Regions from separate parts of the Homo sapiens genome. Here region 2 is linked to region 1. Evidence: chromatin loops called from intact Hi-C (ENCODE). Cell type or tissue: OCI-LY7. All regions are shown on one strand. Each heading gives the region's core, and the rest is flanking DNA. Links, peaks and the distances in the headings are about the cores only.

The links. Hi-C counts contacts between places; a loop is a spot of excess contacts. Peaks named below come from ENCODE experiments on the same cell type or tissue, not always from the same donor. Only the 100,000 strongest peaks of a DNase experiment are listed, where the experiment ranks them.
Region 2: a loop joins it to region 1, with 1.8 times the contacts of the local background. A loop is called at or near these places in 6 of 110 quality-filtered maps.

The regions. Positions count from the first base shown.
Region 1 is chr2:165,586,202-165,589,128 of GRCh38, reverse strand. All of the region lies in intron 3 of CSRNP3 (cysteine and serine rich nuclear protein 3), which reads right to left. Among named protein-coding and RNA genes, the nearest start is that of CSRNP3, 120 kb to the right of the region's middle. In OCI-LY7, for the core only: no CTCF peak of the experiment used is centred there; DNase peaks (open chromatin) are centred at 1,348 and 1,668; H3K4me3 peaks cover 1,620 bases; H3K27ac peaks cover 2,500 bases.
Region 2 is chr2:165,673,238-165,676,164 of GRCh38, reverse strand. All of the region lies in intron 5 of CSRNP3 (cysteine and serine rich nuclear protein 3), which reads right to left. Among named protein-coding and RNA genes, the nearest start is that of GALNT3, 120 kb to the left of the region's middle. In OCI-LY7, for the core only: no CTCF peak of the experiment used is centred there; no DNase peak of the experiment used is centred there.

The DNA.
Region 1 (2,927 bases), core at 108-2,607:
AGGATAATTAATACCTATCCCTTAGCTGCTGTACTCCTTAAATACCTACATATTATATTTTTGTTCCTAAAGATGAGGCCAAATTAAACTTGGTAGTATACAGCAAATGAAAATGTGCCAAACATTACAAATTGGCTTTATTTAATTTATTTATTTTTATTTGTTAGTTTTGAGACAGGGTTTCTGTCGCCTAGTCTGGAGTGCAGTGGCATGATCATGGCTCACTGTAGCCTCAACCTCCTGAGCTCAAGGGATCCTCCCACCTCTGCCTCACCAGTAGCTGAAACTACAAGCATTCACCACCACCATGCCCACCTAAGTTTTCAAAAAATTTTTTGTAGAGATAGGGCCTTGCTATGTTGCCCAGGCTGGTCTCCAACACCTGGCCTCAAGCAACCCTCTCACCTCGACCCCCCAGAGTGCTGGGATTGCAGCCATCAGCCACCACGCCTGGCCCTAAAGTTGGCTTTTATAGCACCAAAGCCCAAAGAACAGAGGTAAAGTTGGACAGGCATTAATCTATTCTAAATATGAAGAGCTGAAAGTCTAAGTGTAGAAAACAGCCATTTTATCACAGCTATCGTTGTCCAATTCATGAAACACATGCTAGTCAAGGGCACCACCATTTCTCACTTAGACTAGGCCAAGGGCCTCCCAATTATTCTCTCGCATCCACTGCTGCTAGCTTTCAATGCGTTTTCAAGGTTGCAGGCAGAATGATAAATTTAAAATGCAAATCTGATCATGTCAGTCTATGGCTTAAAACTCTTAAGTAGCTTCAGATTGCCTTAGGATAAAGTTCAAAATCCTCAAGATGGCTTATAAAGTCCTTAACAATCTAGCTTGTCTAACCTCTTCATCCTCATTTGAGCCACTGGCCTTGTCATTGATATTTCAGCTCTAATAATCTTGCAGTTACTCCAACTTGCAATTTCTCTCTGTCTTTAGGACATTTGATATACCATTCCTTCTGATCTACTTTTTAATTTATTTTCATAGCATTTACCACCTTCTAAATCCGTATTATTTATTTATGTATTTCTATGCTTATTACTTACTGTTTTCATCTCCTGATAAAAAAATACAAGAGCAGGGATCTTTGTTTCTTTACAAATGTTTCAAGTGCCTAGAACAATGCCTTGTATATAATAGGTGCCTCAATACATATTTGTTCAGTGAATTAATATAAGCCTTTAATTTCCATAATTTAATATCCGTTTTTTTCTGCTAGACTGAAAGCTCCATGAAGTCAGAAATCCTATTCATCTCATTTACCACTCTAACTCCCCTAACAACATATTTGGTTGAATGAGAATGAAAATGAGAAATGAAACTGAGCCCAAAGCATCATACAATTTTTTTTTGCTCACAAGCAACACAAAAGCCAACTCTAGACTAACTTAAGCAAAAGACTTCTGTTGGGAAAACACTGGACTAGTTCATGCAATCTACGATACAGCTTGAAACCAAAACTCAGGAAACAGGAACTAGGGCAGCTTCTGGGATTATGGCTATAAAAATTCCTTCTCTGGAGCTCTGCAATTACCAGATTTAAGCTCCAGCAACTTCTCTCTGTGTCACAGTTCAACTGTAATGTTCCAAAGGCTGAGCAACTTTTTGACCTATCTTGGGTCAGGTGTCTGCCCCTTGATCATTCAACTACGTGGCCATTAGGCCGAGAGGGAGACATTGTGAACAGGGGGCCACCTGGCTGGGTACTACTCCAGAGACTCAATTGCATTTCAAAGCCAGTATCATTTCCTCATCTGTCACCAATTTATCTTTTTTGTGCATTTATCAGTATAATCCATGAATTCACGTCTTGGCCACATTCTCAGGGATTTCCCTTTCCCTGCACCCACACTTCCCTGTCTATTGCAAAATTTAAATAAGAACTACTTTATTTTAAAACATTAAATAAGCATGTTATGATCTCAGAAATCTGTTATTCTTCACTAACATATATGATTTGTTTAGCATTTACATTAGATATGACCATTGCTCAGAAGCCTGTGAGCACATTTATGAAAAAGTAGCAGAAAACTGTTAATGTTTCCATCTCTGTCTGCAAGAAAAAACTAATAAAGAAACAACACTAGATTTTCTGTGATTATAAGTACAATTGTTTCATTTAATATATTTCTGTCCTATTGGGAAGGCAAAGTTAATGGTGAGTTCAAAGGGAAAATATCAGAAGCCAGAAGCATATTAGGTGGAGGGTTTGATTAAAAATGTCAAATCAAGAGGACGGATAAAAACATTCATTTTAATGCCTGTGGAAGAATGGCTGAAATGAACCTTTGGGTATATCTTGAAATCTTGTTTATTTTACTCTTTTTTGACAGTCTAAAAATTCCATGGCTTTCATAGATAACTCATTTAGTTCTTACTATCCCACTGATATTCATCTAGTGTTTAATCCTTTTTTCTTCTTATATTTTGCCCCTATTTCCTGTTCTGTTATCTATCATAAGGAAATGACCACAGAAAATATGTCTTAAGAACACCATAAATCCCCATGTCTGAGGAGCAGGTAACACGATTTGCAGAAGAACCTCTTAGGGTTGTCAGATTTAGCAAATAAAAATATGGGACACCCAGTTAAATTTAAATTTCAGATTAAAAAAATTGACATTTGGGACATACTTACACTAAAATTTATCTGAAATTCAACCTTAACTGAGAAATCTACTTTTTTGTTGTTTTTTGTTAATCTGACAACCTTCATTCGTTCTCTTGGTGAGAAAGTAAATGACTGTGCAATTAACCAAAACATCTAAATAGGAAAATCCACCTGGATTAGAACCACGTACATGAAAATTCCTGCCCTTGAAACCCAGTAAATAAAACATGTAAAGTCATTTGGGTGAATCATGAATTTACCAAAGGTGAATCATGAATTTACCAAACAATCTGAAAAAGTTTGA
Region 2 (2,927 bases), core at 182-2,681, 87 kb before region 1:
GAAATCACAGAAAGAAAAATAAAGGCATCAAAATGTTAGGCTTTTAAATGTACGGGTAACAGAAGACTGTTAATTGGAACTCATAAACTCCTAATGTTAGGAGCTACAGTTGTTGGAGCTTTTAGAGAGTGCTATGTGAAAAACACCAAAGGTTACAAATGCTCATCAGTGAAAACTATCTTTAGACTCATTTCATGATAGGCAGCTCCAATGTTGGAATAAATGTGTCCTTGTTCAGAGATAATAGCATCCTTGTGGAAGCCATCACCACCTAACTCAGCAAATATGTTGTCCTTGAAATAACAACTCTGTCTTTTGAGTTCCAGCAAAACCATACACCAGGAAATAAAGGTGTGCTGCACTGTGCTACAGGGATTACAAATATGATTATTCTACAGAACATTCCAAGAATGAGGGCTTGATATGAAGTAATCAGTCAGGTCAGCATGCTCTTAGTAAGACAAAGAACAGAGGGCAGGGCCCTCAAGCTCTCAGCAACCAACAGCTGAAACAATAAACTCTGCCCTCAGAGGAGTTCACACAAACCCTCACCCAAAATGGTACCTTCTGCATAATAGCTCATGTGGAAACGGTCTCACATACACATGATTAGTCTGCTTCTATTTATATTTCTTCTCTAAATTAATCTCATCCATCAGTAAGCCCTGAATAAGTACTTCATTTCTTACTATTGTATCACGTTATGTTTCCTTCATAAAAAAGCATTTAGAAAAAGAAGTTTTCTCTGAATATGAGCAAGATATCTACCCTGAGGAGCAGCATAGAATTAATGCAGAAACTCCATGAGAAAAATCATGGAAGTTCTAAATACAGAAGGGATTTTAATTCTTTCATATTTAAATTTATCACTTCCTAAAATTTATTAATTATAATTATTACTATGCTTGGTGAGCTTAACAACAGTTCATCCATCACACACTTAAAATACTTGCAACATCAGACATCATTGTCTCATCTTTACAGGAAAAAGTCTAACATTCAGATAAGAATTTTTATTAGAAAAAATCCTCAAACTGGAAAACTCTGAATGTATTAAAAAACAAATAGAAGATTGGACTTTGCCCTCAAGCAGAGAAACTTTCATAGAGGAAATAACACACTAGCAAGTGTATATACTAAATATATCACAAAGGCCAGGTGCAGTGGCTCGTGCCTGTAATCCCAGGACTTTGGGAGTCCAAGGTGGGCAGATTGCTTGAGGCCAAGAGTTCAAGACCAGCCTGGGCAACATGATGAAACCCCATCTCTATCAAAAATTCACAAAAATTAGCTGGGCATGGTGGTGGGTGCCTGTAGTCCCAGCTGCTTGGGAGGCTGAGGTGCAAGGATCACTTGAGCCCGGGAGGTCAGGCTGCAGTGAGCCATGATTGCACCACTGCATTCCAGCCTGGGTGACAGAGTGAGACCCTATTTAAATAAATAAACAAATTATATATATATATATATATATATATATATATATTCAGAAGTATTTATATATATATGAATACTTTATAAGGTATAAATATATATATTTTATTTATATATATATATATGTTTCAGAGTTAAAATCTGTGATCATGAAAAGGTACACATTCCTCTTTATTGGGTTTTGTCTCTTGGTATAATCTAAAATTTATTTCCTTCCTTGGCATTTCTTTACATATGTATTGTTTAAACTGTGATAGCCACTAGTAGGATGTCACATTGACTGGTTGTGTTTGTCGTTTTTGTTAATTGTTATTTGTAACAAGCTGCATGTTTTTAGCTGTAAAGATCTGATTTTCTAAGGAATTCAAGTTATAATTGCCTAACATACACTCGATCCTCTGTGATAGGTAAAGCTGTAGTAACAGAAAGGAAGTGTTCCCTTTTACATCTTACCACTGTATGGCACTTTGGTTTGTTTTCATTAATTCTTGGCTTGTCTCTGTGAACCTCAGCAAAGTCCTGACTCCTCAGCACATGTAGCACACCCAGGACTTGGGTAGCATGATTCCCTTTAATACTTCCTACTTAATCTCCACGTTCTGTAATATTTATGCTTACTTGTGCAGTTGGTAACATTACAACAACAAAATCTCCATTTTATATCAACAGAGATTGATTTATTTTTATTTTATTTTATATTTATTATTTTTTTTGAGATGGAGTCTAGCTCTGTTTCCCAGGCTGGAGTGCAATGGCACAATCTCGGCTAGCTGCAATCTCAGCCTCCCAGGTTCAAGTGATTCTCCTGCCTCAGCCTCCTGAGTAGCTGGGATTACAGGCGCCTGCCACCATGCCCAGCTAATTTTTGTATTTTTAGTAGAGATGGGGTTTCATCCTGTTGGTCAGGCTGGTCTCGAACTCCTGACCTCAGGTGATCCACCTGCCTTGGCCTCCCAAAGTGCTGGGATTACATGCATGAGCCACCTCTATTTTTTAAAAATGGTTATCAGCCTAATTTTTAAAAAATGGTTGTTATCAGATAATATATGAAATCTAAAAGTCAACATGTAGTAAGATTTTAGCAAATATTTAAAAACATCAAAATTTTTAGGGCAACATGAATAACCAATTCGTGCCTAAGAATTAAAAAACAAACAACTGTATGTCATATGAACTGCAGATTCAGTTTACTCCAAATATAAGTGCCCTTAGAAGTAAAATTTGCATCTCTTATTCCTGCATACTAAAATTAGAATAAGGAATTTCATTTCAAAATAAAAATTTAATTAAGAATCTGGCCAGCTGTGGTGGCTCATGCCTGTAATCACAGCACTTTGGTAGACGGAGGCAGGCAGATCACTTGAGGTCAGGAGTTCGAGACCAGCCTGGGCAACATGGCAAAACCACATCTCTGCTAAAAATACAAAAATTAGCCAGGCATGGAGGGGTACACCTGTAATCACAGCTACTCATGTGACTGAGGCACGAGAATCACT